2 separate regions of the Homo sapiens genome follow, and region 2 is linked to region 1. The links are chromatin contacts, found by Hi-C in ENCODE. All regions are on one chromosome and are shown on one strand. Each heading gives the region's core, a stretch centred on a gene start or an enhancer-like site at or near the end of the contact. The rest is flanking DNA. Distances are from core to core; before and after follow the strand shown. Region 1 has its middle 88 kb from the start of ARID1B. Region 2 holds the start of EZR-AS1 (EZR antisense RNA 1).

The links. A loop is a pair of places that touch in the nucleus more often than their neighbours do. Pooled maps may share reads with other maps.
Region 2: a loop to region 1 is called in a pooled map, with 2.3 times the contacts of the local background. The contact joins the promoter of EZR-AS1 here to the enhancer-like site in region 1. A Hi-C loop is called at or near these places in 2 of 37 single-sample maps with no recorded cell type and 5 of 50 pooled maps.

The regions. Positions count from the first base shown.
Region 1 is chr6:156,686,076-156,691,926 of GRCh38, reverse strand. No RefSeq gene overlaps it. Among named protein-coding and RNA genes, the nearest start is that of ARID1B, 88 kb to the left of the region's middle. RefSeq lists a silencer at 4,402-4,711 and enhancers at 4,065-4,991, 5,552-5,661, 4,992-5,851. Within about 2 kb of position 3,111, at least 8 of the 41 ENCODE cell types and tissues checked have a DNase peak (open chromatin) inside an H3K27ac peak, as active enhancers do.
Region 2 is chr6:158,815,686-158,821,536 of GRCh38, reverse strand. EZR-AS1 (EZR antisense RNA 1) reads right to left here and starts at 3,558. Exons shown (of 3, transcript NR_102425.1): 1 at 3,432-3,558; 2 at 944-1,065. It overlaps EZR (ezrin), which reads left to right and starts at 2,169. Exons shown (of 14, transcript NM_001111077.2): 1 at 2,169-2,220; 2 at 3,371-3,455. The coding sequence starts at 3,444. RefSeq lists enhancers at 1-14, 3,536-3,585, 4,068-4,237, 5,101-5,150 and silencers at 1,886-1,935, 1,996-2,985, 3,126-3,325, 5,433-5,492.

The sequences.
Region 1 (5,851 bases), core at 1,862-4,361:
GGTATGGAAAGCCTTTGTCCATGGAGGTGTCAATGACATTTTCATGGAGGCTATAACATCTAACTGGCCTTGTGTGTAGAATTTTGATTTGTGGCAGAGAGAAGGAAGGACATTCCAGCCAGGGTGGAAGCAACTTGGAAATGCACTTTTGACTAAAGTAGGAATTGGTAGGGTGGGACCAGTCTTCAGGGGTCCATCAACGATGGGCCTAGGAGCTTGTACTTAGGCACTAGAAAGCGTTTCATGAGCACTGCCACGATGAGAATGGTGCTTAGGAAGATGAGTCGGGCTGCAATGTAGAGGATGGGTGGGTGTGTGCAGAGCTGGGGCAGGAGCAATCCAGGGGTGTGGCTCTCCAAGCATGGATCCGTGCAATGGATCTAGAAAGGGGGAGGCAGCTGTGTGTTGGTTGTGACAGAAACACAAGTCGAATGCCCATGTCATAGTCAAATTATGTGCCCACTGCTTAATGATCTTCATTTGAGAGGGGCTGCCAAGTCCCTGAACTAACTCCCTGTCTTTCCTCTGCTTTTCCGCTGTCTTCTGTAGTGGTGGAGGGCTTAAAAGTCTAGAAAGACTAACGATTTCCAGCGAGTCAAGTAGAGGCACAGTGGGGCAAAACTTCTCTGTTATGTGACTGATCCTTTCATTGTCAGGATGAAATGAGTCAATGCGTGTGAAGACACTTGGTTAACTAGAAAGTGCCCTGAAATGTAAAGCTATGGTTCCTCATTACTCACTGTTGCATGCTACTCTTTCTCAGAGGTAGTGGAGAGGTTTTCTCAGTGCTTCACTTCACATGAGGCTTTAGTAACTGAAATCCAGGTAACAGAGACTCCATTGTGCATTGCCTGAGAATTTCCTTGGGCTTATATCCCTCTCCAAATTGGGAAGGTGTGACAATACCCCCTGCTGAGCCCCACTGGGGAGAGGAGCCATGCATTGCACTCCTGGATTCTCTGAGGTGTCTGTCCTCATGCCCAAGCACCCTCAGAGGACTGTTCATTTGCCGTCAGAATTGCAAGCCTTCCTGATTAGGTAGTAATGGATACAAAGCTTTCCTATGCCCTGAAAACCAGATTTTTTTTTAAATGGCCACATGCTCTCCACTCCCCAAGCAGGGGAGTCCACAGAGCATCAGAACAACCTGCCACACAACTGTCATTCACACACACACACACACACACACACACACACACACACATTCAATACCACTTGCATTTTTATGACCCAGAGAGGATAAGAAAACTGGTTTATTCTAGAAGAAACTGGTGGTCACCATCCTTATAGCCATCTCTCTAAATCTTATTCATGTTCTCTGTGTGACCCTGAGGGTCACTGGAACCTTCTGGTGTTCTTAGTTCTCCAGAGGATTCCCTTGGCCATCGTGGTAGAGACCTGTCCTACTGGTCATGTGGCTGCTGACTCTAGCTGCTAGGACATGAACATTTGGAATTTCTTCCAAGGATGAAAAGGACATGGTAAATAATGTCTGAATGAGTTTTCTTACCTACATTGCCACTGCCATCTCTTATTCAAAGGAATATCTCCATTCATATGGCTGCCATAAAGCAAATCCAATGGTAGGAAGACAAGATGGAAGCATCAGATGATCCCCTCGGCATTGACACCTGCTCCCATTTAAGAGATGGGGAGAGAAGCCAGCGTGTTAAATGGTAACAGTTCCTGTCATTCCATGTATACTTAACAGGTGCCAGGATGTGCCAAGCACTTTGGATATGGAGCTCATTTTGCCCTCCAACCCTATGGAGTAGGAATGCTAACACCTAGATTTTCAGGGGAATAGATGGCAAACTGGAGCAGGTAGGTCACTTTCTCAAGGTCACGAAACTAGTAAGTAGCTGTGTCAGTCAGGGTGACTTAAACTGAGCTTTGATAACAAAGAGCTCCCAAATCTTAGTGGCTTACAATATCAAAGATTTATTCCTCCCTCCTGCTAAATGTCTACCAAGGTCTCTGGAGGCTTCTTCCTCAATCTAGGACCTCGGCAGACACTACCAGGACACTGCTGGTTGTCATGCAAGTGGAAAAGGAGAAGACCGCAAAGTGCTCAATGCTGGCACATGTTACTTCTGTTTATTTTGTTGGCCAGAGGCTGTCACATGGTACCTGTAACTTCAGAGGGCCAAGGAAGTACACTCTTATTATCTCAAAGGGAGAGGAGGAATTTTTGCAGACAGCTCTAATGACCACCACAGTGGTAAAGGAAGGATCCCAGAAGAAAGGCATTTTCTAAAGCCTATGCTCTTTGCTCCTATGAGAGCTTCCACTCACGGAGCCCTGGGCGCCTCGTGGGGTCTGAGCACTAAGCGTTTTACAGATATCATTTCTGGTCTTCATAGCCACTTGTTAGGTAGATGCTAATATTCCCTTCATTTCGAGATCAGGTTGCTGAGGCCCAGACAGGTCTTGAAGTAGCTTGAGCCAGATGGTACAGAGAGTACCAAATAGCACGTGTGCAGGCCTCTGATTAGTATGACTCGGGAGGCTCTCTTCTTTCCTTCTTTGCCTTGAGGATTTCCAATGCCACAGACATCATTTCAGTTTCACAACAGAAAACTCACATACATTTTCACAAGATTAAAACTTTGCTTAATCTTGTGTTCATTTATTGTTTTATTAATTGCTCATTGTAAAAATTCAGGTAATACAGGCATGAAGGAGAAAGCGAAAAATCACTAACAATCAAAACATCAAGAGAGAGCCGCTGCTAACATTTTAAGTATGTCCCTCCAGATCTGCTCATCTGTAACTTGTTTCTTCACATAACAATAGGTTGTGAACATCCTTCCAATAAATACACTGCAGTTTTAATGACTGCATAATACTCTATTGAGTGACTGTGCTACAATTTAAAATTCCTTGATGATCCACATTTATCTTCTGTTTAATCTCTCCCTCTTCTCTTGTTAATTCTGAGTTCCAGCTCTTTCTTAACAGTGATGTCTAAAATCTCCTGTGTCTTATGATACAGGATAAGACACAGGTCTCTTATGATAAGAGACCTTATGCTTTCGCATTGTTATGGTCAAAGATCTTTAATCAAAACACTAGTTCCTCTTTGTTACCTCTTTTCTTTCTCCCTCTTTCATAAAGAGCCCCCACAAATGGTATTAAATGTTTTGTTCTGGGAGTTTCAGGCCAGGGATTTTCCTTGACATTTCTTTTTTGTTTCATGTACTTTTTCTGAAATTCCCCAATAAACTGTCCTGTTTTTCTTTTTACTTTTGTTTTTGTATATCCACATTGCTTATTTTATTATATATTTGCATGCCCATATTCCAGAACCACTGAACAGCATGTTTTGTGCTTTTCCTGGCTGTTACCTGTGTGGCAAGGTATTCAGTGGCTTCCTGGCTTCCTTTTCTATGCCCCCTGAGTAACCCCCTATGCAGATTCATCACTTTCCTACTCATTGTAGGTTCCCTGCTTTGCTCATGTTGTTCCCTCAACCTGGAGTGGCCTTTACTGTCATCTAGAGTTGGTCTTCAGAATCCAGCTCAAATGCCTGGCCTTTCACAAAGCACCGTCTGACCCTTTAACTGTTCTTTCCTCTGTGCTTGGTAGCATTTTACTATCACCTCCAATATATACTCAGGAGTCATCTACTGAGCACCTATGGTGTACCCTGGAGGGCTGGGGCAGAACAGACAACAATCAGCCTTGGTATCCACCCTCTAGGAGTCCGGGGAAATAGGAAAACAGAACTGGAACCCAGTGTAGTCCAGGCTGAAATGGAGGTCAGCAGAGACGCCAAGATAATGACAGGGCCACGCCAGCGCTCGCTGGCTTTTCTTTAACGCACGTTTTCCCTTAGTAAAAATCAAGATCCTGAGGGAGAAGTGATCCTTTTTAATTCGCCTTTTCGGGACTTTGTGGCAGCGCTTAACGCGCCTTATGCTTAATGGCACACGTCGGGGGGCTCCCGGGAGATGACGGGTGGGCGGACCCCAGGCGCAGGTCCAGTCCCATTACCCACATTTCCCGGAGCCCAGTCTACTTTTCACATCTTTCATTCCCCCTGAAATAGATGCACATTCGCCTCCAGATTTAGAATAGGAGCAATGAGTATTTCACGAAAGCCTGGAAAATATGACTTTTCCAGAAATGGCTTAAGTCGGTCATAGATCTTCAGGCTCCTGGCAACTGCGGGACGGGGGTGTGCCCTAATTGCATCCATTTCCTCCCAGGCCTGATTGGGAATCTTGCACCGGCATCGCGAGCCCCGCTCTTCGGCCTCCAGGAGCGAGTGAGGGACGCGGGAGAGGGGCTTTTCTTCGGCGTGCGCGTCCCCCTGCCGCCGGCTTCTCCAGCTCCTCGCCGGGCCGCGCTGCCGCCCAAACTCCGCGGCGCCGCCCGCTCCGCGCCCGGCTCCGGCCCAGGTTTTGCGGCCCGCCCGCCGCCGCGCTCGCCGAGCCGGAGGCTGGCGCCGCCGAGGCCGCCGCGGCCGGGGCGTGGGGGCCGCACCGCGCACGCGCGCCCGCGGCGTCTGAGGCTCCCTGCGCCCCGACTCCGCGCGGCCGGAACCCTCGCGCCGCCGCGCCACCCGGAGCCGCCCGGGACCCGGACCCCGCGCGCCCCGCGCCGGGCGGGGACTATTTTCTCTGCCCGTGTCCTCTCCTCTCCCCACGCCGGGAGGAACATTCCTGGCTCTCCCCGCCCGGCTGCGTCTGTGCCCGCTCCTCCCCCGCCGCGTGTTTTCCGCCCCAGTAAAGATCGTGCCACACAAATAAGCCTCGAATGCCCTTTGCCGAGCAGGCAGGAGGGCAGCAAGCGCAGAGCCCGAGCGGGCCATTTTCAGGGCGCGTCTCCGGAGCCGCTAAAAGTCTTGTTTTCTCCCAAAAGTGGAAGGTGGGAGGTGGGGCGGTCGTGGGGCCGCTTCCAACTGCTACACACGCTCGAATAGTTGTCAGTAAAATCAAACTGACGTCAGCCCTGAGGAAAAAGATAGGTCTCTTTTGTTCTCATGTTCTACCCCCGCCCCTTGCGATCAAAGGCAAAAAACATTTTTTTGGAGGTGGGGGGAAAGACAAAAAGGGGGAAAAAATTGCAATGCGGAGAGATAGCTTCCATCAGAGCTCCTGCCCGGGCGATGGGAATGTTTAATGAATGCATCAAGCCTTTTGATCACCCTCGCTCGGTTGGGTTCAGTAGTGCCGGAAGGTTAGTTGCATCTCCTGTGGCTGATCTGAAATTCGATCAGCAGAGGGGGCAAAGAAAAGAAAAGCATTTTAATGGGAATCAATAGGGGATCATAGGTCTTGGAAGGAAATACGTGTTGATTAAAAATGCCACAAGATTAAAAAATGTCCACGACTTGTTTAAAAAGAGAAAAAGGAAAAAACAGAGAGGAGAGGAGAGAGAGAGAGGAGAGAGGAGAGGGGGAGGAGGAGGGAAAAAAACCCTTAGCAATCTATTTTCTCTGTGTGTTGCTGCCAGAGAGGCAGTCAGCAGACCAACAGTTTGTATAATGCTTCAAGCTACAGCGGGCAAATTTAAAGCTGTATGCTCAGAACAACATAATAAATACTTATTGAAAATGCATTTCTATTTCTAAGCGGGGTTCACTCATGCATTATACAAAGCACCTAGGGCTGCAGTAGCGAGACGCAAGGGGACAAATAAGGTGTACTGTGGCTCAAGTTCTTAAAACTAAACTCTCCAGCTTTTAACAGTTGACAGCAAGAACATAGACACTTAAAAAATGTATGAAAAACTAAACGAATAGCTTGAAAGATACCACGGACTTAAATTGTCTGAAACTTAAAGTTGTAATTTAAAAAAATCTGATAACTGAGGTTGAGGAGAAGGATAGCAAGGGGAGTTAGTG
Region 2 (5,851 bases), core at 2,309-4,808, 2.1 Mb before region 1:
AGGGTAAAGTTCAGAAATGCTCTTCAAGGTCTTGGGGCACCGCTATTTCAAACATTCAATTTAGAAGACAGTATACTTCAAATGGAGCGAGATAAAAATTAGATTAGAGGCATATCCTATTATGAGAGTTGGGAACCCAAACTGGCTAACCAGGCTCCAGGCAGTGATAAGGCAGTGGAGGTATTGATGTCCAGTTGGAAACATTATCAGTGCAGGTAATTTAAATATCTTTCATAGTTTTCTTTCTACTGCAGTTACCATTATATCTTCATTTTATTTATTTATTTATTTATTTTTGAGACGGAGTTTCACTCTTGTTGCCCAGGCTGGAGTGCAATGGTGCGATCTTAGCTCACTGCAAGCTCTGCCTCCCGGGTTCACACCATTCTCCTGCCTCAGCTTCCCGAGTAGCTGGGACTACAGGCGTGCGCCACCACACCCAGCTAATTCTGTATTTTTAGTAGAGACGGGGTTTCTCCATGTTGGTCAGGCTGGTCTTGAACTCCTGACCTCAGGTGTTCCACCTGCCTCGGCCTCCCAAAGTGCTGGGATTACAGGCATGAGCCACAGCGCCCGGCCTATAACTTCATTTTAATAAAAAAGAAATTCAGGCCAGGAGTGATGGCTCACGCCTGTAATCCTAGCACTTTGGGAGGCCGAGGTGAGCAGATCACCTGAGGTCAGGAGTTCAAAACCAGCCTGGCCAACATGGTGAAACCCCGTCTCTACTAAAAATACAAAAATTTAGCTGGGCTTGGTGGCGGGTGTCTGTAATCCCAGCTACTCAAGAGGCTGAGGCAGGAGAATTGCTTGAACCTGGGAGATGGAGGTTGCAATGAGCTGAGATTGCGCCAATGCACTCCAGCCTGGGCAAGAAGAGCAAAACTCCGTCTAAAAAAAAAAGGGAAAGAAAAGTTCAGTCTTTCAGAGGGAATACACTTACCTGAATAGAGGTCAAAATCTCAGAAGAGGCCTCCCTCCTCTCTCTGACCTCTGAAATGCCCTGGATCTGCAAGTGGGAGATAACAGGCCCTGACAAAGGGTTGCCCAAACAGCAGTGTGTCCCTAGGAAGACAGGTTAAGCATCAATTACTATGAGGCTAGCACGAGTTAAGCATTCCACATGCACGATCTCATTTAATCCTTACAAGTCTATGTAGGTGGGGCTACTAGTATGTTCACTCAACAAATTGGGAAACAGAGTTTGGAACTTCGCCCAAAGTCATTGGTTTCTCTTTCTACCAGGATAGATTTAAGTGCTTACTAAGTGTCAGGTACTGTTCCAGGCATCGTACATGTACTAACTCATTATCCTCATTAGAACCCTCTGATACAGGTGCCATAATTATGCCGCTTTACAAACAAGAAAACTAAAAGCAGAAAGGGAGGAGTAAACCCAGGAGAGGAATTCAGGAGAAGCTCTGGTCTCAACCTTTAGCCAACATCACAATCACCCGAAGGGCTTGTAACACACTGATTGCTGGGCTCAGCCCTAGAGTTTCTGAATCCTAAGGCTGAGCAACACCTAATTTCCACTTATGCAAGTTCCCAGTGAATGCTGTTGCTGCTCGTCTGGAAGCCAGACGTTGAGAACCCCTTCTAGAGTGAGCTCTCCCGCAGCAAATTCTACTGGCCCCCAAAGTATGTGTTTTGTGTGTCTTAAAAATTTGTTGAGAACCATTAGCAAAAAAACAAACAAAAAAACTTAATTCCTAGAATTTCAGAGAAATCCCATGGAGCTTTTTGCCAGTCACGTCAAAAGAGGCCACAAACGTGCCACTTAACCAGAGCTTCGGAAAGGCGGCGGCTGGGCCGGCCACGTGCACCGAGACTCGGGGCCAGGTGCAGCCGCCCCAGGGCCGAGGCCTCGGAACTGGCCCCCGGTCCCGGCCCCAAGCGGTCCAGCGATTCCCCCAAGCCGTCCGCCCCTCCAGATTTATTTACGTTTTCCTGACTTCCCCCTGCCCGCTGTGGGACAAACAGCCTCCCCACTTGCATCTGCGAGGGGAGTAGCGCGCACTTCCGCCAAGTTCCGCCCCCACCCAGCCCGAGGCCCGGCTGCCGCCATCTTGCGGGGGGCGCACCTCACAGGTCGGGAGCTGGGCGGGAAGGGGCGTGGTCCCGGGACCCGCCCCGCCGGGGCTTTTGGGAGCGCGGGCAGCGAGCGCACTCGGCGGACGCAAGGGCGGCGGGGAGCACACGGAGCACTGCAGGCGCCGGGTGAGGCGTGCGGCGGCCGGGGTCGGGACGGGGGTTCTGGGCGGGGGGTTCCTGGTGGAGGGCCCGGGCGGGCGGCGGGGTTCGGCGGCAGGTGCGGCGGGCAGCCTAGGGGGCGCGGCGCGGGGTTCTCGCCCGGCACCCCCGGGGCAGGTGGAGCTGAGCCGGCCCGCGGCCCCGCGACCTTCCCCTCGGCGCCGGGTCCCCTCAGGTCTCTCCCGAAGGAAACGCGGAGCCTGGGTGCCTGGGCGCCGTCCCTCGGCGGCTCCCGAGCGGTTGCAGTTTTTGAAAGAGTTTCTCAAAGGCTTGACGGTTGTGACTGCAGCCGCGGGGCAACGGTTGCTACACAAAGTGAAACTTGCCGAGTGCTCGGCTTCTCACGGGCTTCCTGGCAGCCCCGGGAAGTTCCTCGGCGGACCCCGAGCCCGCGCCCCCTCTCCACGGATCCCTCCCCAGCGAGTGCCCCCCCGCCCGCCCTGTGCCCCCTCTCCCCTGACCCCTCCCTGTCGGGTGCCCCGCGGGCTCGCGCTGGCTGTCCCGGGACTCCTTCCTCCTAGGTGTTCCTCCTGCCCCTCGCCCTCTCTCTCCCAGGCGCGCGCTCCCTCTCCCCGGGCCTTTCCCCGCCGGGTATCCCTGGGCCCGCGCCCCCTCTTCTCCGCCTCTCTCCGCTGGGTGCACCTCGAGTGTCCCCCAGACCCCTCCCCGCCCGGCCGGCGCTCTCTCCCCTGACCCTCCTGGCCGAGTGTTCCCCGGGGCCCGCGCCCCCTCCCCCCGATCCTCCCCACTGAGTGTTCCCCCTGCCCTCTCTCTCCCGGGCCTGCGCCCCCCACCAGCCCCTTCATGCTGGGGGTCCCCTGGGTGCGCACCCCCTCTCCTCGGACCCACCCCCAACTGGGGGGCACCTCCAGTGCCCGCCGGCTGCCCCTTGGGCGCGCGCCCCCGCTCTCGGGCGCCTCCTCGCCGGGGGCCCGGCCCGGCCCCGCCCCGCCCGTGCCCCCTCCCCATGCCCGCAGTGCTGGGCGGGGCGCTGACTCACCCGGGCCCGGGCTGGCCGGTTCTTAAGCGGCAGCGCGCTGCGGGCGCCGAGTGTCGGGCGCGGCAGGAGGACGAGGCAGGGCGGGCGGGCGCTCTAAGGGTTCTGCTCTGACTCCAGGTTGGGACAGCGTCTTCGCTGCTGCTGGATAGTCGTGTTTTCGGGGATCGAGGATACTCACCAGAAACCGAAAATGCCGAAACCAGTAAGTTGCCCAGTTTCTGGGCCGGGCGGACGGGAGAGGCTTCATTGGAGAGGGGAGGCACCTGCTCGAGGTGTTGGGGCAGTTCCTGGGGAACAGGGTTCTTCTCACACGCAGAAGACGATAGGAATAGGAGGAGGTTTTCGCCGCTCTTTGTTACTTGTTGACCCTTTTGTGGAGCGTTAGGAAAACACCATTTTGATGCTTTTCTCTGCAGTCTTTTTCTTTGTGAGCCCCCTCCCCAGTAGTTACGGTCTTTTCTAAAAACTAGAGGCCTTTTTACACTGCTTCCGTCTGTTTTTAAAGGGTATAGTAATACAACTTAGAAGTTTCTTAAAAAGTCCAAATCACAGGGAGACTCAGATGGCTTCCGACCACACACACCAGTTCTCAGAGCTCCTAAGGGTCCGAAACCACAGGCGCCCCAGATCCAACTGGGGAGATATTAAAGGGCGTTTGGGAGAGGAGACTGGCTTTCGGAAGTTGCCTTTCAGCTTCGCTTCCTACTAGGCCCATGAAGCGGTGCCCTGTACACCAGCAAACTTGCTGGCTGCAGCAGAATTTCTGTCTCTAACAGAAGGTTAGCCATGGACTTGAATTGTAGATGCAGGCAGCCGGTGGAGTTTGATAAGAGGTTCCTGGCAGGCCGGGCCGAGCACTCCTGGTCAGCTGATGAAAGGGCTGTGCCTGCGCCTCTGTCTCCTTGAATCTGATTGTGTTGAGATTGCTGGCGAGACCTGGGGGTTGTAGGCACAAGGCAGGTTCTCTGGGACTGACGCTTCTTAGAAAGTTGTATGTATTCTACCTGCTTTTAACACTGGGGAACTGGTGACTAGACATTAGGGGGAAGGTTTAACATTTTTTGAGTTTTGAATCACAATGGACAAAATATCAGGATTCATTACAAATTGGGATTACAGATACATCTGGAATTTTTTTTTGGTTTTTCAAACAAGTTGGTTCTGTAATCAATGCTTGTGTGCCTTTTGTGGGGGATGGGGGAGCGGAGTCTCTCTCTGTGGCCCAGGCTGGAGTGCAGTGGCATGATCTCGGCTCACTGCAACCTCTGCCTCTCAGGTTCAAGCGAATCTCCTGCCTCAGCCTCCCGAGTAGTTGGGATTACAGGCATGTGCCACCATGCCCAGCTGGTTTTTGTATTTTTATAGAGAGGGGGTTTCACCATGTTGGCCAGGCTGGTCTAAAACTCCTGACCTCAGGTGATCTGCCTACCTCGACCTCCCAAAATGCTAGGATTACAGGCGTGAGCCACCACACCCGGCCTTGTGTGCTTCTTCTGTTACATTTTATGTTCTCTAAGATCTTTGTTAGAGGTATTAATTTTGCTGTTAGGATAAAGAATTAATATGCCAGTAGATTCAGAAGCCAATATAATTTTTGCCTAAGTTACATCAAGATGATTCATTTGTGATGCAGAGTATTTTCTATACAAAATTTTTCTTTTTAATTCAAACTTAAAAGTGACACGTGACATCGAGGCTTGACAGTGCATGTGGTATGAAACTGACCTAAGTACAACCCCTTACTCAGGCAGAGCTGAGTGCAACGGTATGCGGAGGAGTGGTCAAGAAGATTACCCTTCTGGGTGTGGTTTTCTTTATTTCACTAAAAGAAGAGGTGCAGAGCTCAGCTAAGATAGCACTCAGGAAAAAGTTAACCTGTTCTCCGTCACTACTTTTCTTTCTCATTTCTCATAATGAATGGTAATTTATTTTTATGGTTTCTTTTTTGTATTTTGGTAAAATATACAGTTTATCCTCTTACTTTTAGGTTTACATTTCAAGGTATTAAGTACATTTACATTGTTACATAGCCATCACCAAGGTCCATCTCCAGAACTTTATCTTCCCAGATTGAAACTCTGTACCTATTAAACTCTCCCTCCCCATCCCCACCACCAGCCCTTGGCAACCACCATTCTACTTTCTGTCTCTATGAATTCGACAACTTTAGATACCTCATGCAGGTGGAATCGTGATAGCATTTGTCCTTTTGTGACAGTCTCATTTCCTGTAGCATAATGTCTTCAAGGTTCATCCATGTTGCAATGTCAGAACTCCCTTCTCTCTCTTATTTCTTATGGCAGGTATGTTTTCATTTCATTTTGTTTTAGAGGTCTTTTATGATAGATCAGAACTTAAAAGATGTTTCTGACATTTGATAAAGTGAAGATAGTTGTGAAACTGTTAAGGAAAGACAGTAGCCATCACCTTGTGTATTAGAGCCAGAGTTACTCTTTGAAAGACTGTATTCTGTATAATATCTACAATTAAAATTTTTAAACTTTTTTTGAGGCCAGGCGAGGTGGCCTGATTACAGGCACGAGCCTGTAATCCCAGCACTTTGGGAGGCTGAGGCAGGCAGATCACATGAGCCCAGGA